5 separate regions of the Homo sapiens genome follow, and regions 2, 3, 4 and 5 are each linked to region 1. Evidence: chromatin contacts called from ENCODE Hi-C or POLR2A ChIA-PET data. All regions are on one chromosome and are shown on one strand. The core of a region is the stretch at or near the end of the contact, and the rest is flanking DNA. Distances in the headings are between cores, read along the strand shown.

Region 1 (4,042 bases), core at 1,183-3,682:
AGCTGACTCAAATCCAGCTGAGAGATGAAAACAATTCATGGACTTTGATTAGGCTATAAACTAGAAACCAAGGAGGGCAAACAGGGTTCACCTTTCTTGCCTTCTCTATTGACAGATACAATCTTGAGTGCTGAGTAAATGATTCTTAGGCTCCTTGAAGCCCAGCAGGAAAGCGTGGGAGCCAATTACCCACATTTGCCATAGACATTGGGAGCATACTGGAAATGGCTCCCACATTAGCACAAGTTACTCTTTTGGCATCCTTGAGCTAAGATTGCAATGTAATAACTTTTTTTGAAACAAAAAAATCCCATATTTTTGAAAAGTCTAGTATATAATTATTTTATTAGAAGAATCAGAATTTCCTGACTACTCATAAAACCAGCAGAAGCAGCTGGAGTCAAAAATCAAAATTTTGGCCAGGTATCGTGGCTCATGCCTGTACTACCAGCACTTTGGGAGGCCCAGATGGGAGGATGGCTTGATCCCAGGAGTTTGAGACCAGCCTGGGCAACATAGCAAGACCTCCATCTCTAAATAGAAAAGCACAAAAACCAAACCAAAACAGAACGTAAAAAGAAAATCAAAATTTTCTTTTTTACTATTAAGTAATCTTTTATATTTTCAACACGCAGCAAACTTTTAAATTCATGAAAGAACAGGAGAAAAAAGTAGGAACGAGGGGAAAATTAAAAAGTCATAAGCCAGGGAAAGTGGTGCACACCTGTAGTTTCAGCTTCTCAAGTGGCTGAGACTGAAGGATCCTTTGAGCGCAGGAGTTTGAGCCCAGCCTAAGCAACAAAGTGAGACCCCATCTCTTTTAATTTTTTTAAAGTTTTATATTTTTTAAAAAAATTATAAAAATAAAATTAGCAGCATCCCTGGTTTCAAAAAGTAGAAATAAATAAATAAATAAAAGTAGCTCACAATATTTCCTGAAAACAGGTGTATTAAAAGGGCAGAGGAGAGGGAAGGCAAAGAAAAAGAAAAAAAAGGTGGCAGGTTACATACATACAATCTTGTCTCTATAAAAGCTCAGAAAACATCACGTGACTAGGAAGTTTCAAATGCCTCCAATATAACATGGAGGAGAGGAAAAAAACTGTTCCTGGACAAAGATACACATTTCTTCCAAAAGGGGGAGTCTTTCTATATATTTTGTAATATCTCCAGAGCACAGCATAATGTTGGTACTGCCATTTTGGCCTTTGTCATTAGGAAGGTAACCCACATAAGCCTAACTACAAACACCCTTACCTGTACTAAAACTTCACTCATATTTAACTGAAGCAACATTGTTTTTTGTAAATATAACTGTAACAATTATTCTAAAAGGCAATACAGCTGTCCTCACCAGTTATGTTCTTGAGACATCAGTTGCAACAAACTTATATGTAAAAAGTATTCAAAAAGTTTAAACATTGATCTTAACTGGAGAGGGGTCTGCACTTGAACAAGTTTTCTTGCTACACACATTGCATTCTAAGATTTCGGACTCACTTTTGAATATGCAAAGACATTTCATGGTTAAGACCACAAAAAGGCTGATCAGAGAACATTTTTATTTAAATTGCCATTTTAAATATCAGTCGTTTTATCTTAAAGCTTGTCCTGGGTTTAACAAAGTTTAACTCACATCCACGCGTTGTCTCTCCAAACACAGCAGGCAGAAATTCTCCTTTGATTGGATTAAGATAGATAAAGTCTGCTTAACCGTGAATCGCTAATTGTCAAATCCATGCCAATTCGGTACCTAGGAGTCAATTTTTTTGCCTGATAAACAAGATAATTGTGTGGACCGTTTTAAGGTGGTTAGTCATCTGCTAAATTGGCTGAAATGCGGATTACCCAGTTCCTTCGTCGTACAGAGTTGCATTCTGAGGAGTGGGGCTCGGGGATACAGCCCCCAGAAATTCTGAACCTCGGTCCCGCAATCTACCACACCACCTAACCTTGGAAGGCCAAACTAACTTCACTATTTTTGACAAAATGCTTTGGTAATGGCTCATTCGGGCCGAGAGGGAAATTCTGCAATTCTCCAACCCACACCTCCAGCAAGGGGAGAGCTGCTTGAGTGGTGAGCACAAGCTGGGCACCTCCGGCGTCTCCAGGAAACGTGAATAGGCCCTTTCTTCGGAGGGCACAGAACTTCAGGATCAGGGCCCAATGGAGACTGAGCGGACTTAACCCTAACTGTGCACAGGACCGCGCTCTCCGACCCCTTTGTGGCCTCTCCCAGAGGTACGGGCTGCGCCCCAAGCCAGCAGTCTCTCGTAGGGCCTACAGCCGGCAGCCGCTGGAGCAGGAGGAGGAGAATAGGGACTCGCTGGACCATCACAAACGCTGTCGCGCGTGCGCAGGGAGGAACCGAGTTCGCGGCGAAGTCAGTTTCCTGACTCTTGAAGGAAGTGGCCTTGTGTCACTTCCGGCCTCCCTTTAGCTGCCATCTTGCGTCCCCGCGTGTGTGCGCCTAATCTCAGGTGGTCCACCCGAGACCCCTTGAGCACCAACCCTAGTCCCCCGCGCGGCCCCTTATTCGCTCCGACAAGGTACAAAAAGGCTCTGGACGGCGGCGTGGTAGGAGGACGGGAGCGGGGGCGGGAAGTTCCCTGAAGGAGCGAGACAGGGAGGGACAGGGCAGAGGAGGAGAGGAAGGCGATGCGACGGACAGGCGCACCCGCTCAGGCTGACTCTCGGGGGCGAGGTCGAGCCAGGGGCGGCTGCCCTGGGGGCGAGGCGACGCTGTCTCAACCTCCACCTCGCGGCGGAACCCGAGGACAGGAGCCTCAGGTACCGCGAGGCTTGCGGAGAGTGGCCGGGCCGGGCAGGCCCTGGCTAGGCCGAGGCCAGGCCAGGGCCAGGGGTGGGGGGTGCTGGCCAGGCGTGGGGTAGAGCCTTTCATCCGGGCCTGCCAAGAGCGGGGAGCTGTGGGGGAGTGGTGGGGAGGCGGGTGCTCTTTGGGCTCCCTGGAAACCCAAATTTGGAGCTTTGCGGGGTGGATTTGGGATCCAGGTTTCGGCCTGTGTAGGACGTTTATTTTCCTGCTGGTATCTTGGGAAATAACGAGCATGGAATGCTAGAGTGAGCTAAACCTATCCTTGCTGAGGATTTCCTCTTTTTCTAGATGAAAGAAACAATCATGAACCAGGAAAAACTCGCCAAACTGCAGGCACAAGTGCGCATTGGTGGGAAAGTAAGTTTTAATAGTTCGGGTTTGTGGGTTTTTTTTTTAAGGTTTAGGTATTTTAAAAAACATATTCCTTTTGCGCTTCTTATATTATCGGTGACAAACTTTGCCTATCGAGGGAAATTCACGGAGCTAGCAAATCTCGAGGAGCGGGGGAGACGAGGGTTGGAGACACATCAGTGAGACGAGCTAAAAACATCGCCTTTGTGTAAACATGTTTGTGTTTTCAGTGTTACAGAGTGTAAGTAGAACACAAAAGTGTTTCCTAATTTAATTAGTAAGGAAAATGTGTCATTTCAGTTAGATCGTTGTGCACATCATACCCTTGACTTGTTTTGGCCTGAGTTTTCTAAAGTCAGTGCTTGTTTGTCTCTCTTGTAAATTGAGACCTTTCTGTACTGCTTTCTGAACTAAATATTCTTTAGGGTAGTTGCATATTTCAAGGGTATTTGAAGATACGGGTACATTTTGGAGTTTAAGAGCAGTGACTATTAGATTTGAAAATATAACCCAAGTAGGTATCTTTCCTGTTCTGACTTTGTATTACTGTAAAAATGAGGGAATTAAAGTGACTGATTTTTAAATGATCAGTTTTTGATTAATTGTTTTTTTCCTGGTGGATACTGATTCACATCAAGGGGATTCTTTTTTGAAGCTGATTTTTAGATTGTCCTGTAATTAATAAGAAGTCCACTGTAGACAGAGGTCTACCTAGTTTGTATTGTTAGCACATTCTTAGTATTTAACAAGGTGTGGTAGCTTGTTGAAACAGAGCATGTCTTTACTTGGTAAAACTTGTAAAGCTTCCATGGTACATGTTTATTACCTTTTAGTTTTTCCCAACTTTAAGCGTTT
Region 2 (4,018 bases), core at 1,463-3,962, 1.6 Mb after region 1:
TGGACAGGTTCTCAACATTCTCTACGTTTCAGATTCTACAACCAGAAATGATAGAAATGGCATCATGATAATAAAACCACCAGCACTAAGGTTTACTGAGCACTTTATGTGCTTGCATAATGCACACAGGCAATCCTTACAACAGCCCACAAGGAGGTGCTGTAGAGCACGTACCCCTTAGGTGTGGTGCCGTTTCAGAGACCAGGAAACTGAGACAGGAATGTCAGGAAGCTTGGGCCTGGTCCTAAGCTAGGCAGTGACAAGAGTCAGACCCAGGAGCTCAGCAGTCTCACTGCGAGGCCTTGCTCTTAGCCATGCTGCATCTCTGTTGCGTGATTATCATCCATGTTTCTCCTAAACATTACATTTGTATGATCTGTGAAGTAAATCACTCGCAGTCACACGTGCTTTAAAACACTGTTTCTGTAAGATGTTGACAGTTTACATTACATGAGCTTGATATCAAAATACCATCGCAATCCAAGGGGGAGGGGATCCAGACATCCTGTGTGTTCAGCTTCTCCTTCCAACTCGCTCCATCGCATTCACATATGTCTAAGGCTCCCTCATCTTAAAGTACCTAGCCCTCCGTCCCACCTCTCACTCTGGGAGCAGCTTCCAGTCCTCAGACACCACCGCCTCGCCCCACCCCATCCACCCCAGGATTCAGACCACACCCCTCGTACAGAGGACCACCATCTGTGGAGAGTCAGCCAGCGAGTGCACTATGTGGCCACTAGGGAAGCCATTCCACTTAGGAGCCTCGAAAGCTGCCCAGACCCAATAAAACCAAACTTGTCTTTCCTCCTCCAATGTTCCCTGTTTCCGTAAATACCAGCACCCAAGCTTAGAGGGAGTCACGCTGCACTCTCACACCCTACACAAAACTCATCTGCTCTCACACCCTACACAAAACTCAGCCCCAGGTCTCTCCAGAGCCGGCCTTGAATCCGCCCAACGTGTCATCCCTACTGGCACTACCTCAGTCTCAACTGCCAGGCCTCCTGCACCCTCTGACCCAGCCCTGTCTACTTAGGGGCTCCTCAAGTCCATTCTCCACGGGGCAGCTGGAGTTTTGTTTTGCTTTTAATCCATATCTCATCTGCGTACTATCAGGTGTGAAACTGTCCTGAGGATCCACTCGCCACAATGCCCCTTGGCATCACCTGGCAGTGGTATCTGCTGGCCTCCCCGGTGCCATTCTCCATCCTCCCCTCAGGTCATACTGAACCTGTCTTTTCTTCCACCTCTCAGGCTCTCCTCTCCTCTGGTCTCAGCACACACCATTCCCGGGGATGGGAATACTCCCCTTTCTCACCTCTCCCCTCCCCCATGGCTGCTTAGTTTACACAGCTCCCACTCATCCTTGAGCCCACCTTCAGTCTCCCCAGCAAGGCCTCCTGCCTCAGCACAGATGCAGTGAGCTGCAGCACATCTGCGCCTCACAGCAGCCAATGCGCTGTTCACATTGGGACAGTTCACAGCCTGGTTCACAGCCAGTGCTCAACACAGGTGGCCTGAAGAACTCACTTTTCAGCCTTGCTTTGCTCATTTTTACTGTCTCACTGCTTTCTTCCCGCCTTGTAGCCTAAGAAGGAAATCCCCTGAAGCTGACTCCGTTTTACCTCTCCTATGTGGTGCTGTGATAAGCCCCAGGTCACCAGGTCATGCTCCCAGCACCCGTGGGTCAAGGATGAGGCAGAAACAGCACCGTCAGGTACAGGGCCCTCTACCTGCTCTCTCTCCCTCTCCCTTCCTAGAAAACAACCATAGGTCATTCAAAGTCAGTTTGGGAAGCACCTGTATTTATGGCCTGCTTATCTTGAAGGCACTTGGCCAGGTGCCATAAAGTGCTAACTCTGACTGCCCGACTATGCCATTCACCCCACCTACCTCTGTGCAGGAGATGTGACATTTAGCAAATCAGTATAAACTTTTTCCCCCAAAGAAAAGAGTATAAACCTTCTCATCCCACCACCACCCCGCAGCAGGAAACTCCTTTCAGTCTCCCCATAGAAAATTCAGCGGCCACACAGTTCCTTGGCTATTGTTTCTCTCCTGATACCAGAAAGAGATAAATCAACAACACATCTTAACTGGTCATTTCTCACACAAAATTGGATCCTTAGAAAGTGCAACATAGGATATGCTCTCTATAATGATTCACTTTTTCACTTTTAAAGATTTTACTTCCTTAAGAGACTATCAACAAAAGCTGTCAGAATGAACTGTTAGTTTCTAGAATGTTTTAGGCTTATTGATGCTTTAATAGGGACATGTTTTATGAATGCAAGATCAAAAAGGGCGACTTCTGTCTACTCACATGAGACAATTAAACGCATTATATTAGCCCCAACTCTGTTAATCTTCTGGTTTGTTGTTCTTCCATTTTTAAAGACAAAAAAAAAAAAAAAAAGAAAAAGAAAAAAATGAATTTAAAAAGTGCCCCAAGGCCAATATCGCCTCTCTGCCTGCCCAACGAGGGGACAATACACTGTTTCCCAGACTACGTGACTCGGAAAACTTCCCCGTCAGGGAAAGCTGAGTCTTTAAATTTACAAAACACCCACTCGCCCCGTTTACCTAGCACCGTTTCCTACGTGAAGACTGCAAATGGACTCGAGCGTCCCGTTTCTCGGCTCGGATCCCAGAAGCTCCCGACCCGCTGTGGTAGGCACCGCCACCTCGCAGGCAGACGATCCCGGCCCGCTCTGCGGCACAAAAAACTTGACCTTAAAAAGCCCAGAAACTGGTCTCTGGGAAGGGCGCGGCCTGGGAGGCGCGGCCCGCAGCTTCCGCCCCCAAAGAACAACTCGGAGGCCCCCTCCAGCCCCGGTTGCCCTGGCGCAGAAGCCGCGGTAGCAGTCCTTTCAGGCGCCCCGCGTCCCTGTCCCGAAGCCCAGGGGCGGGGGCTCGGGCAGCATCGCTTGTCCCCTCTGGTCCAGGGCTGCGGAGAAGCGGCAAGCGGCTCCGAAAGGCAAGCGTCACGAAGCCGGGCTCAGTAGCTCCCCCGGGCCCCCTGCGCCTCGCAGCGGCGCGGGCCAGGCTGGGCGGCGCTGGGCTCTGAAGGGCCAGGACGGCGGGATGCCCCTGCTCCCGGCAAGGGCGCGCCCACGAGCCGCTTCTTGGCACTTGGGGAGAGTCCCGGGAAAGCCCGGCGCCGGCGCGCTCGCGACTCCAGCCTGGCGGCTCCACTCCGCCCGCGAGCCCAGGAAGCCGGCTCCGCGGCCCGCGCCCGTTATCCAGGACACGCTCCGCGCCCGCCGCCCGCTGCCCTTTCCCCCCGCTGGCCTCGGGGAACTTCCCCGCGTCTGGCCGCAGGCGGCGGCTGCCGCGGGGAGCCCCGAAGTTGCGGCGTCTGCTAGGCGCGCGCCGGGTCGCCCACCCGGCCCGTGACGCTGTGTCCGTCCGCCGCGCGCTCTGGTGGCCCCGGGGCTCCTGCAGGCGCGGAGAGAGGCCGGGGTTCAGCCCGGTTCCCCGCGCGGCTCCGAGAGGGCGCCCCCGCCTGCCGCCTGGAGATGGACGCGGCGCCGAAGTTTTCCCCGGCGGGAAAACGAAAGTCGTGAGGAGCAGAGGGTCGGGGCGTCCCGGCGGAGACGAGGCTGAGACCGGGTTAACATCTCCAGCCCCGGGCGACCCTCGCTCCCCCGCGTGGCCAAGTCGACTTACGAGAGGGAGCGGGCCAGCCCCGAACGCGGGGTCCGTGCGGCTGCGGAGGCCGCCCCGGCGGGGGCCGAGGGTTGCGCTCTGGGTTCCCAGGCTCTCCGCGGCGGCTCGCTCTCGCCGCGCTCCTCCGTCGCCCTGCTGGGGAGCCGCTCTCGCCCGGCCCGGGGTGGGAGAGCGCTGAGCGGCCCCCGTGACGTGCGGAGAAAGTAGGAGCGCCTCCGCGCTCCCGCAGAGGGAGCTCCCTGCCCTGCGCTCCCAGTCCCCGGGCCGCGCTTCGGACAAAGTTCTCAGGCGCGCGCGGTGATCTCGGCTCTCCGCCGCTGCCCGGAGCGTCATCCACGTTCGGTTCCCT
Region 3 (3,964 bases), core at 1,025-3,524, 1.8 Mb after region 1:
CCGCGAGAGTCCACGGCTTCATTCTTGAAGTCAGTGAGACCAAGAACCCTCCAATTCCGGACCCATTACTGCACGCCCGCCTGGGCTCTGTCTCTAAAAATAAAAAAATTATACTTTTATAAACTCTTTCCTTGAAGGGTTAAATGCATATGAGGAAGCGGCACATGGACTTCCTTGGCGCTTCCCCCACCCTCCCTTTCTACCTTGTGTCCATACCAAATTTTGTGATTTATCACTAAGTACAAATTATTAGTTAAGTGCTATAAAGATTCTTTTGAAATACCTTTTGGGAAGGATATAGAATTTATTTTAAGAGCATAAAACTAGACAACTGGTGTTTCTTTATTGCTTGCTTTGGAACTCATATTCCTATTGGAGTTCCCAATTAGGCAGTTTGCGAATGAAAATTTCTAAATCTTGGGCTAAAGCCTGTTTTGGTAACAACTTTAGTCCTTATTTGAATTACATTAGTAGGCATGTGTACAACCTGTAACTTCTGAGATATTTGGTCCTTGAGACTTCTAGCGGCATTAAAAATATGACAGGTTCTAGGCTCTCGGTACTTACACACTTTTCTCTCTTTTTTTTTTTTTTTTTTGACAAGGCTGCTAAGAGAACACTGCAATCTTTGGGTAGTTCACCCGTTTTCTTTACTGTGCAAGGTTCATAAAGGCAGGCACTATGTCTGTCATGTTTGTCACTATATCTCCCATGCCAACCACAGTGTGTACTTCACATAATGAGCATTTCAAAGGCAACATTTGGTAAAGAGATATGAATGAAGGTCTTACACTGAAGCAGTGGGGAACAGTAGAACCAGCCTAAGCATTAGATCTGGGTTCAAATTCCAGTTTTGCTCATTATCTATGTGATCTACAGCAAGTTGCTTGACAAACTTTAATTTTTACTTTTTTGTAAAATGGGAATAATACCTATTATATAAGGATTATAAGAATCTATAATCATTTATTAAAACTAAGGAGTGTTTAGTGTTTTCTTCGTAATGTGTTTCAAAATATGGGCTTTAAAAATTGAGTGAAATACAATTCCTGTCCTTAATAAATTTCCACATACGATAGTAAGACAAATAAAAAAATACTACGGAAATTTTATGGGTTTTCAAGGTCGGGAGTGATGATGTGTTTGAGGGAATTAGGAAAGGAGGTGGCATATGAAAAAGTCCTTAAGGGATATTTAGGATCTCAGCAGTTAAAATGGGTAGGCATATCCAAGGTAAACAAAGAGAACATAAGCAGGGAGGTAAAAAGGTACTGAGTGTGACTGAAGAAGGGCCAGTTACTCCTGGCTGAACTGTAAGGTTCGCACAGGAAAGTAGAGATACGTCAGAAATGTGTGGTGGGGCCATATTAGTGGTGACAGGTTCTTTCTTTAATCCAGTAGACAATGAGAAACGCTGATTTGGGTCTATGGCATAATAGGAAGTAGTATGCCACATACTGCATGTGGGAGTTCTGCAGGACAGATTGGGAAGTGCATGCGTGTAAGACTGGGAAGACCAGTTAGGAGAGGCTATTGCACTGTTTTAAGTAAGACATAATAAAGCCCTGCACCAGGCGGAGAGCAGAAGGAACGCACAGAAGACGCAGGAGAGGCACATTTCAGAGAGAATCCAGTATGCAATGGATGTCGCACACAAGAGAGAGAGACGCAGGTGACCGGAGCCATTTACACTAATGGGTAAATCTCGGGAAAGCGCTGGTTTCGGCTACCGGCCAGTTACAGGTTTGAGGTGCCCGTCGCCGCCACCTTCCCTTTTTTTATATTCCTCTTTTTCTCATGGCCGCCTCCGCTTCCCTCCATCTCTCCCGCGCTAGTAACTGAGCTTTCAGTCATCGACCTGACCCTGCGTTTTCCCTCACGCTCCGATTCTGCTTCCTATCACTGCCTCCTACTGTACTATCACAGCCAGGACGAGCACGGGTCAGGCACTGAGGCTGTGGGACACTCCACCCGCCTGGTCCCCTATCGCCTCCGCCTAGGCAGCTGCCATGCGTGCGCCCCCACAGCTCTAGGACCAATAGGCAGGCCCTAGTGCTGGGACTCGAACGGCTATTGGTTGGCCGAGCCGTGGTGAGAGATGGTGCGGTGCCTGTTCTTGGCCCTGCAGAGAGCTGTGGGCGGTTGTTAAGGCGACCGTTCGTGACGTAGCGCCGTCAGGCCGAGCAGCCCCCAGGCGATTGGCTAGACAATCGAACGATCCTCTCTTATTGGTCGAAGGCTCGTCCAGCTCCGAGCGTGCGTAAGGTGAGGGCTCCTTCCGCTCCGCGACTGCGTTAACTGGAGCCAGGCTGAGCGTCGGCGCCGGGGTTCGGTGGCCTCTAGTGAGATCTGGAGGTGAGGCGGGCGGTGACCGAGAAGAGGGGCAGGGGCGGCGGGGAGCGGGGCGGAGATGGGTGGGAGCGGGGTTTGGGCTGTGTTGGTGGCAATTCTGGAGCTTCCCTCGGCCCTGGGAAGTGGCTACCGGCAGCTCCTGCGGACCTGGAGGGGGCTGCGGTTGCGCTTTGTCGGTGTGGCAGCTCGGACCCGCGGGGACTGCAAGGAATGTCCTTGAGGCCCGGCAGGCCGAGCGGCGGCCGGCATCAGTGCCGGAGTAACCCGGGGTCCCGGGGTGGGCTTGAGAGGCGGGCGGCGGTCTGGCCTCTTCGTGACTGCGGTCATCATCGGTGGACCCGCGGGGCGTAGCTGCGTTCATCGTCCCTGTTCAGTCAGAGTAGGCAGTGCTGGCTGCACGGTCACGAAAATCGGGGCGGAAAGGGTGTCAGGCAGGGTGACCTCGGAGGCCCCTGGATTCGAGAAATGCTAGGGGTCTATGGGGCTGTCGGGCCGGCAGCTCGCAGGGCAGACGGGAGAAGCGCCTGCATCCCGGGATCCGGGCATTCACGCCCAGGAACTGCTGTTCGTTAGCACCTTTCTTTTAGGTGACGGGAAAGATCTCTGTAAATACTGCTGACTAACTTAGAACCATGAAAGAACCGTGGATTGGTGTAGATGTGTCTGGTTATTTACAGGAGAACGGCTTGAGAGGATGCGGAGCCCAACGTGGGGATTCGCACAATGACTCAAAAGATTCTTCTCCCTCTTTTTTTTTTTTTTTTTTTGGTAAGGGGTGTAGTCTCCTTGGTGCTGATATTCTTTTAGGAAAAATGTACCTTGGAGATACAAATATAGAACAGTTAATTTCTGCAGTAGGAGGAGGTCGATGTACTCCATTCTTAAGTAGTCGTTTGAAATATTTCAGGATTTGAGGATATTCCTTCTTAGACATGGTCCTGCAGAGTCGTAGGAAGCATTTGTTTCTGGGCTATACTAAATGTGCATGATTTCGGCGTCCCACAAGGTAGAGAATGTACTTTTTGTTTACTTATGAATTTATTTTCCTCTCCATGCAGTGAAAGGCATTTTGCAATTTAGAGATAATCTAGCAAAGACCTGGACAGTACTTTGGGGATAGGCTGGATTTTGCAGGCCTGCTTTGTTGTAGTGTTCTTCCAGAACTTATGATAAACTTGGTGGCCAAAACAAATGGGAATTAGTAACATGAAGGTTAAACAAAATTGCACATAGGTTACAGCATTAACATGAAAATTGTCGGGTATGTGGGATAACCATTTCAAGATAAGAGTGTGAGTATGCGTGCATGCACACACTCTTTGTATTCCTTTATGGTCTAGTTTCTAGACTATAGATAGCCACATTATGGAATTACATGGTCTACTTAGGTTGACCCATGTGAAATTGCCAGTATTTAAAATTCAACTAACCTACAAAAATAGCAGTTTCATATGATTCCATTTAACACTTATCTTTGTCAGAGAACTTTGGAGCTCTAGCTTCATAAGTGAATGAAGAGAATAGATATGACTTAAAAAACAACATGTAATAGAATGTGAGCTAATTGGGTATAGAATCCAGATTTCCTGATTGCCAGTGCAAGATTCGTTTT
Region 4 (4,189 bases), core at 29-2,528, 1.1 Mb after region 1:
TTCAGTTCACTTCATGCTCCTAACTCAGGCTCTCTGCCTCCAATGCTTAGCGTCCCGCACCCTTCTCCAGGTTTTGAACCTGATCTCAATCCAATCAAAAGAGAAACTAAGCAGATTTTTTTCTGGGCATTTACATTACCGGTAACAATAGAACATTATAAAGATCTTGTTAACAAAAGTAGCTTCTTGCCAGAGTCTTTTTATTAACACTTGCAACGCTATTTAACAAGCTGGCCATGCCTGTGTGACACCAAACCGCATGTGGATAAATTCAGTGTTTCATCTCCAGGCCCACCAATTCCTATCCTTTGTAACTAATAATGTTAACACGACAGATCAAGAAACTAGTTTTTCAGAAAGCAGTTTTCATTCATTCTCTATAGACATTTCCGCCGCAGTGAACATGCCCGCACTCAGGGTGTCTGTGCATGGCCCCAACTTTCCTCCAAGCCGGGGAGGATGCAACGTGGGCCAACCATCCCGCGCGCTCGGCCCTGGAGGCTGCGGGGAGCGACGCAGCGCGACATTCACCCCCAGGAAAGCGCTGCTTTCCGCAGAGGAGAGAGGCTGACTGTATCCTTAGCTCGGCTCCTCGCTTCCCCAGCGGCTCGCCCCAGACATTGCACCGCGGAGGGGAGGCCGGTCGACCTCTCCGGCGATGCCCGGCTTCTGCCTGCTGTGGGAGGGCAGCGGCGGGCACCGTGATCTCCGCACCGAGAAGAGCTCCCCTTGCCCTCTAGTCGAAGCTCCCGAGTGCTCGGAGCACGCTCACCCCTCGCGAACACACCCCTGCAGCCGAAGCAGCCCCTGAAGCCCGCAGCGCCTGCAACAGGTCCGGGGCAGTGGGGGAAACTTACAGCAGTGGCGACTGGCCGCAACGCACAACTGAGTTCTAGCGACGGTCACGGGCAAGGAGGCGACGAACCGGTCGTCTCAGCCCAGGGAAGCGGTGGCGAATGCCCCGGAGAAAGGAGGGCCAGCCGGGGAGAGGACTGCGCCCCGAACGATGGCTCGCGGACCGGCTACCGATGGCGTTCGCCTCCGTCTGTCGTCCCCACGCCGCGGACCCGGTGTCCAGGACCCGCAGAGCGTCTCCGGAGCGCGTCACGGTAGGGCAGAGCAAGCCTGCCACTGCAGGCGCCGCGGAAGGAGGCGGGCTGTGCGCTCGGGGGAGGGAGCTAGAAAGCGCCTTGTGTGCCGGCGGCCGCCAGGCGTCTGGACCGGGTCTCCGCAGCGCCACCGCCGCACCGCCTCCTCTCCGGCTGCCAGAGCAGTCTGCGCCCCGCCGCCGTGCGCCCCGCTATAAGTGGCGCGGCGGGGAGGGGAGGGGGCGCGTATGCAAAGAGACCGACACCGGGGGAGGGAGGAAGCGCATTAGCGCGGCCTGTGGTGTAGGAGGAGGAAGAGGAGGAGAAGGAGTGGGAGGAGGAGAGGAGCTAGAGAAGAGCGTGTCGGGGGAGTTAATCGGGAGAGGAAGCGGGAGAGGGGGGCTGCGGGGAGTGCAGAGAGACAAAGCGGACGCACTGTCTCAGCCGCTGGCAGCTGCAACCCCGGGAACCGAGAATAAAATAAGTTTTCCCGGGTTCGAGTGTCTGCGCCTCTTTGGGCCAGCCTGGTTAATGGACAGCCCCGGATCTGAGGGACCCACCTTAGGGGAGCGCAGCCCGGGGCTGTGCGCTTGGTGATGCCAGAGCCCGCGAGATGCTCTAAAAAGGGCTGCAAGGGGCGAGCTGGGTATCCGCAGGACAGGCCCTGGGCACGCATAGACAGCGCCTTGGGTAGGACACCCAGAGTGGGGAGAGATAGTGGCAATGGACGGGCAAAAGTCTGGACAGTTTAGGGACACTCGGGTTGAGCAAGCCAGGACGTTTAAGTTTCTTGCTGGCAGAGAGCCAAAGAGACTCCAGCCCCAGGCATTTCCTATGTGTCCTCCCTCCCCACTCCCCAGTGGGTGCGGCACCCCCGGCTGGACTCTGCCCTAAGCCAGGCGACTGCAGGGGCAGCCGGGGCGCAGTCCTGCGGGGCGCGCACCACGTGCTTTTCAGCCAATCGCCGCGGCCGCTTGATTCAAAGTGAACTCCTCAAAGCAGCAGCCACGCCGCCTCCTCTCCTAGCGATTAAGCCTCCATCACCTTCTCCTGTTTTTTATCGCTCGGTGGTGTTAGTTTGGAGTTCAGTAAAGAAATGGCCCAGCACACACACACGTTTAATAGTCCCGCGTGTCAGGAGAAGGGAAGGCGATTCGAAAAATAATCTCGCGTGGTGATCACTTTTACGAATCCCATTTATCTTTGCAACTAGAGGCTTGTCTTTCCACTGGGAGTTAAAATATCTGTCTTTTATTCGGTATTTGGAGCTAAGTCTATAAATGAACGGGATAGATGACCGGTCCAGCCCCCTTGTTTTACAGGTGGGGAACCGAGGCCCAGGGAGATGTGAATTGCCTGGCTCGTAGTCACTTAGCAACAATGTCCCAGCTCTGCAGCTCGAGAGTGAGGGCCCCACGACAGAGTTTATTCCGTCCCCGGGTCCCCGCGTCCCCAAGCGCCCGCGCTTCGCCTCCCAGCTTGCTTTAAAACACTAGGCGCAGGAGCGATTTAAACTGGCTAAGGAGGCCCCACATGGCGCTTCCAGAGTCCAGACTGCTGAAACCAAGACTGTCAGTTCTTCATTCTAATTTCATTTTCCTTTATCCTTGTTCCTTCCTGGTATTTGCGCCGAGAAATTTCGCTCCTTGCAAACAAAGAAAGACAGTGCCCTCTGAAGTCCTTTGTTAGCATTAACTCGGCAGCCTCACCACGAACCTTTCAATATATATATTTTTTAATGCAGAGTCTCGGCTTGAGGCTGATTCACAGAGACAGCCCGGATCAATTCATGTCAAGAACCACGTATGGAGAGCCAGGGGGGCTGCGAGGTTAGGAGAGGGCTGGCAAGCAGCACCCAGGTTCTGAAGCAAAGACCAGACAGATGGAAACTCTGTAGACTCCAGAGATAGGTGCTGAAAAGATGGGAGGCGGAAATGTGTAACTATTGCACATATGTCTTTTTAAAACATGTTTCTGTAGCCTGTGGCAAGGTGTGGGGGAGCTCATCAAGGCAGCCACCAACGCACCTTTTAGACACCTCCTAGACCCACTCTGTCTGCTTCCTTTGTGAGTCAAATCTACCTAAAACGGCACCTAGATGACCTTGCCTAGAAATGGACTATGTACATAGCTCAGCTGGTTGGTTGGGGATTTTGCCACAGGAAGCGACAGAACTAGGGACAGGTATGTATCTTTACCACCTAGAAATTGCGGGATGTCCTTAACCAAGGGAACAGCAAAGTTCAGATCCCTTTGCAAAGAACTTTGCTAAGCAGGCAGGGCTGAGAAAGGAAAGAAATCCGCTGGCCATTGTGTCACCATCCGCTGGTGCCACTTTCCTGTATCTTTTCTACCTAATGTTGCCACTTTCTATGCTTCAATAGAAGAAAGGGAAAAAAAGCTGTAGACTGGAAAATCTTGAAATGCATTCAGTGACCGTATACATTCGCTTCATCTGCCTCGGGGAGATAAGCAATACAAGAGAAAAGAAATTAGCTTATGTAAGTCCTAAAAACTGGAAAACATTTTCCTGCTGAAAGTCACAAGAACTAAACTTGCAAGTTTGGAAATCATGGGTGCTACTGATGACCTCCTACAAACTGTACTCTGGTTTGCTTGAGCCAATCTATGACTAGTTTTCGGGCAGTTGGGCAGTTTTTAATGCTTATCTCAGCTGAAAATGATTTGCAAGTTAGCAAATTTATGATCATAGCAATTCAAACGGTGTAATCCCACAGCATCTCTCAGCCAATCCTAAAGGTAACTCTTATCACCCCACTCACACAAAGAAAAGCTGAGCAAGTCTTCATTTTGTACAGGAAGAAACTTCTAAACAGGGCTGTCATCAAAACTGGACGACCATAGACATAGCAGATATCTGAGTCACAAACAAGTCAGGAAATGCTGCTTACACTGTATCCGCATTACACAATAGCCAACACTTCACACAAGACATTAGGCCAGTCCTGTAGGCCCTTGGGAGCAGGTCTTTGCCTCTGTCTTGTGACATCAAACCAAAGTCTCATTTTTTAATGCTATTAAGAAGCTGTGCCCAAGGCTTTGGGCTTGTTATCTCCCCTAACAATGTTATTTTGTTAGGC
Region 5 (4,020 bases), core at 1,402-3,901, 1.1 Mb after region 1:
CAGGAGTTGGAGACCAGCCTGGACAACACAGCAAGACCCCCATCTCTACTAAAATAAAAATATTAGCAAGGCACAGCGGCACATACCTGTAGTCCCAGCTACTTGGGAGGCTGAGGCAGGAGAATCACTTGTGCCCAGGAGTTTGAGGATGCAGTGAACTATGTTTATACCCCTGCACTCCAGCCTGGGAGGCAGAGCAAGACTGTCTCCAAAAAAAAAATAATAATAATTTCAAAATATACTTTATTGTAACAATTATTTCAGGCAAAGCAATCTTCCTGATTTTCTTTAAAAAACATTGCCCTTTACGAGAAATGGTTTAGTCATTTTGCTTCATACAATCTGCTTTTAATCTTTCTCTCATATTCCGTTGGGCCAAACAGAAACTGAAAGAAGTTAGGCAAGCAGAGGAAGGCTAGGCCAGATTCTTGCATTGTTTCAGTTCCACAGAGAGCTCTGAGAATGACACAGATTTAAGATACAGGGGGTGGGAATGAAGGAAAGCAAGGAAGGGAGGGTATTTCCAACTCTGAGAAAATATCCCTAGCCAGGAAACAAAGCCTCAGGCCTCAGATTCCAGAAAGGCACCAGCTTGGTGACAGCCCGCGCCCACTGGCAGCCCAGCCCTCACCTGCACTGCTTTTTCACAAGAGCCCAGTTGGAAAGCCCACGGGTTGGGCCATAGAACTTGGTGCATTTTGCTGCAGCTTTGTGTTTTGGAGGGCAATATCATTCGTGGCCTGGAGGGCAGTATCAACATCAGAAGAGCGTGTTTACTTAGGTGTGGCAAGGCTGGTTTCATGTATTAGATTAGGAGGCAATTTGCTTACCCTGTCAACCACTCTAGCCATCTCTTTGTTTTGGTGTTTGTGTGCCTTAATGTTTTGTGCCCATTGGTTTGTGTGGCTGAAGGGGGATAAGTTGCAGTGCAGGTGCGTAAGAGCGGTCTCTCAATAGATTATTTCAGATAATCTACAGTCATCCCTTGGTATCTGAGGAAGATTGGTTCCAGGACTCCCCACAGATACCAAAACTCACAAATGTTCAAGTCTTTGGCATAAAATGCTATAGTATTTGCATAGAACCCTTGCACATCCTCCCAGTATACTTTAAATCATCTCTAAATTACTTATGATACCCAATAAAATGTAAATACTATGTTAATCATTGTTATACTACGTTGGTTAGGGAATGATGACAAGGAAAAAAAAAACATCTGTACCTATTCAGTACAGAGGCAATTTTTTTTTTTTCAAATATTTTCCATCCATGTTGGTTGAATCGTTGGCTGCAGAACCCATGAATACAGAGGACCAACTGTACTTCAAATGAAATGATCCATTTTTAATATAAAACAAGCTTTTCAGTGGAAAGTAATAGACCATTAACTAAATCGTATGTCTGGTCCTACCAAACTTCTGCTTGCAAGACATTTAGACTACCTTCACATTTTCTGATTTCCACTTTGCTTTGATACCACGAAAATTTTCTTGCCTGGGAACATATATTATACAAGCGGAAAATCAGTCAAGAGATCATTGAATATTAATTCTCTGTCATTATGTGCCCAACACAGATGCCTTAGGAGTTAAACAGAGGCATGCATATGCTCGACTTAAGACACTGTGTCACCAACCTCCTCCCCTTCTTCATCAGAGGCAAGAGAGAGCCCACAGACAGCAAGCAACCCACCCTTGCCCAGCAGTGACAGGAGCAAGCCCCGTGCCCAGAGACTGCTAAGACCAGCCTTATCATTACAACCTTTTTGGAGAATCTTGCTGAAAGGCTGGGCGCTCTGAAGAGAAGCATGGCATCAGTAAGGGACCAGATTGCCAGTGTTTGCGTCCTGGCCTTGCTGCTTACTAGCTATTCCCCTCAGGCTAGTTTCCAATCTCTCAGCACCTCAGCTTCTTCATCTGTAAAATGGGGATAAACACGGCACCTATTTCATGATGTGATTGTGAAATGTCACTGATTTAATACATGTGAAGCAACTAAAATAGTGCCTAAGTTATAGGAAATGCTTATTATTATTATTATTTGAAAATTACACTACTCAACAATTATACAAAAAAAAAAATCTGTTTTTCCCCTAATCTCTCTAAACAAAGGCACTAAAACTCAAAGAGTTAGTAACAGAGAGAAATAGAACTTTGGTGGTCACAGAAACACTCAACATGGTAGCCACAATCCTAAAACTATGTGTAACAGAAGTAAACCCAGATAGAAATAGCCTTCTTAAGGCAGAGTTCTACAAAGGGGATCCCCGGATTTTCATGCTCTGAGCCCTGATACTGACTTTCAACATCTTGGCGTGTCTACCAAATCAGGTACCTCAATACGACATTACCTAAGAGTTCCTTAACTCACAACCCTGTGAGGACAACAAAAGATACTGTTAGAACAACAAAAAAAAAACGCTCTCCATGAGAATTATGCACAGTTTACTTTGCATGGGTACCATGTATGTGTGCATTTTAAATAAACATAAAGTGTGTATAACTGCTTTTGATCTCAGTTTTAATTTCTCTTTAGCACAAAACCAGTCATAATTTCTTCCCTTGTGATAAACAGGATTGATCAAGATGTGGAGCCTCATTTGTGTTTCCCCAGTTGTTCAGACGATGCCTCTCAGTGTGCACCGCCGGCTTCCGGGCCCTTGTTTCCAACCACAAGTAGTCCTTAGTCTTTGTGGCTTGCTAACCCCAGGAATGACAGCACAGTGTTATCGCTTGTACTCCCAGTAACCACTCTCTCTCTGTCTTACTGTATTGTCCAGCAAATGGAAGGTGTGGCAGCTAAACCCCTTTTTAGTCAGAAAGAACCACTTCCTGCTTAAAGTGAGAGCTAAAAGTGAATCTCTCGTTGTACAAAAATATGGATCCGGGCTGGGCACAGTGGCCCACGCCTATAATCCCAGCACTTTGGGAGGCCAAGGCGGGCAGATCACTTGAGGTCAGGAGTTTGAGGCCAGCCTAACCAACATGGTAAAACCCCATCTGTACTAAAAATACAAAAATTAGCCGGGCATGGTGGCAGGCACCTGTCATCCCAGCTACTCAGGAGTCTGAGGCAGGAGAATCACTTGAACCTGGGAGGCGGAGGTTGCAGTGAGTTGAGATCGCTCCACTGCCCTCCAGCCAGGGCAACAGAGCAATACTCCGTCTCAAATTTATATATATATGCCATGATGCTTTCTCTGAAACTTGAAGATTCTTCTGGCCACAGGAGCAGAAAGTCACTGTTTGATTTTGGGGGGCGCAATATTGTACGAGGGGCTTTCATTTCAGGCAAAGTCTCTCCCAACTTTTTCCTTTCCATGCTTACTGAAAAAAGAAAACCACTCCTAGATACTTGCTCCAGATTCTCTGCTGGAACCAGGCCATGCCCAAGCTCTCCAAAGAGCCTCTGTGAAGCCCCGGCTTTCCAGTTTTGAGGACCCTCGATCTTGAGGTGGTCTTCCTACCCTCAGATTTGGCTAATGTGGGAGGCGAGTTGAGGAATTTTATTTAAAAGCAATATTACTGTTGAACCTTGACTACTAGTCATGAACAAGTTTGCCACTAAAAACAGCAACACTGGAGCCCCACCCTCAAGCTTGAGGCCCCAAGCCACATGGCCTGCTCATCCCCTATTTCTCATGTAGGATCTGTGTTTGTTCCCACACAAATAATTCCCCAGAAGCCTGTGTAGCAGAAATGTGGATAACGTAGTAGTTCTTCACATTTGGGGGAACATAAAGGTATTTAAAGGAATAGACCTATTCTCTAGAAAAAGTATACATCACAAAATTTGCATGAAATTTTGAAAAGCTTTGCACCCATCACCTCCACAGCCCTCTTGGACTTTAAGAGATCTGTGGGACCTGAACCACAGATGGAAGTCAGGGTGAAGGATATACGGAAAGTGTTTACTTCCCCAGGGAGAATGGGAAGCCAGCCCCCACCTGCATTCCAAGAAAAGTCTGTCACCCCATCTTTCATACTTGGTTGATTGTTCCTGGGAACCAACTATGAAAGA

What was found. Hi-C counts contacts between places; a loop is a spot of excess contacts on that map. ChIA-PET counts read pairs that join two places held with the same protein, here RNA polymerase II (POLR2A). Pooled maps may share reads with other maps.
Region 2: a loop to region 1 is called in a pooled map, with 5 times the contacts of the local background. The contact joins the promoter of GCNT4 here to the promoter of BTF3 in region 1. A Hi-C loop is called at or near these places in 10 of 50 pooled maps.
Region 3: a loop to region 1 is called in a map of B cell, with 19 times the contacts of the local background. The contact joins the promoter of HMGCR here to the promoter of BTF3 in region 1. A Hi-C loop is called at or near these places in 2 of 168 maps with a recorded cell type or tissue (B cell and naive thymus-derived CD4-positive, alpha-beta T cell), 1 of 37 single-sample maps with no recorded cell type and 11 of 50 pooled maps. POLR2A ChIA-PET finds 5 or more read pairs at or near these places in 1 of 52 experiments (PC-3).
Region 4: a map with no recorded cell type shows a loop between it and region 1 (11-fold over the local background). The contact joins the promoter of ENC1 here to the promoter of BTF3 in region 1. A Hi-C loop is called at or near these places in 4 of 37 single-sample maps with no recorded cell type and 11 of 50 pooled maps.
Region 5: a pooled map shows a loop between it and region 1 (12-fold over the local background). The contact joins the enhancer-like site here to the promoter of BTF3 in region 1. A Hi-C loop is called at or near these places in 8 of 50 pooled maps.

The regions. Positions count from the first base shown.
Region 1 is chr5:73,496,010-73,500,051 of GRCh38, forward strand. It overlaps BTF3 (basic transcription factor 3), which reads left to right and starts at 2,433. Exons shown (of 6, transcript NM_001037637.2): 1 at 2,433-2,790; 2 at 3,125-3,193. The coding sequence starts at 2,659. It overlaps BTF3-DT (BTF3 divergent transcript), which reads right to left and starts at 2,311. Exons shown (of 1, transcript NR_186388.1): 1 at 1,544-2,311. RefSeq lists enhancers at 2,268-2,327, 2,358-2,657, 2,421-3,231 and a silencer at 2,868-2,917.
Region 2 is chr5:75,049,846-75,053,863 of GRCh38, forward strand. It overlaps GCNT4 (glucosaminyl (N-acetyl) transferase 4), which reads right to left and starts at 2,713. Exons shown (of 4, transcript NM_001366737.1): 1 at 2,584-2,713; 2 at 2,324-2,382. RefSeq lists silencers at 2,960-3,209, 3,430-3,479, 3,600-3,969.
Region 3 is chr5:75,334,946-75,338,909 of GRCh38, forward strand. It overlaps HMGCR (3-hydroxy-3-methylglutaryl-CoA reductase), which reads left to right and starts at 2,275. Exons shown (of 20, transcript NM_000859.3): 1 at 2,275-2,355. RefSeq lists enhancers at 2,186-2,746, 2,747-3,305 and a silencer at 2,387-2,506.
Region 4 is chr5:74,639,450-74,643,638 of GRCh38, forward strand. It overlaps ENC1 (ectodermal-neural cortex 1), which reads right to left and starts at 1,279. Exons shown (of 3, transcript NM_003633.4): 1 at 858-1,279. It also overlaps a transcript of HEXB not described here. RefSeq lists enhancers at 728-1,087, 1,549-2,264, 2,265-2,978 and silencers at 1,128-1,387, 3,895-4,189.
Region 5 is chr5:74,576,625-74,580,644 of GRCh38, forward strand. No RefSeq gene overlaps it. Among named protein-coding and RNA genes, the nearest start is that of LINC01331, 42 kb to the left of the region's middle. RefSeq lists enhancers at 291-510, 721-890. Within about 2 kb of position 2,652, at least 4 of the 41 ENCODE cell types and tissues checked have a DNase peak (open chromatin) inside an H3K27ac peak, as active enhancers do.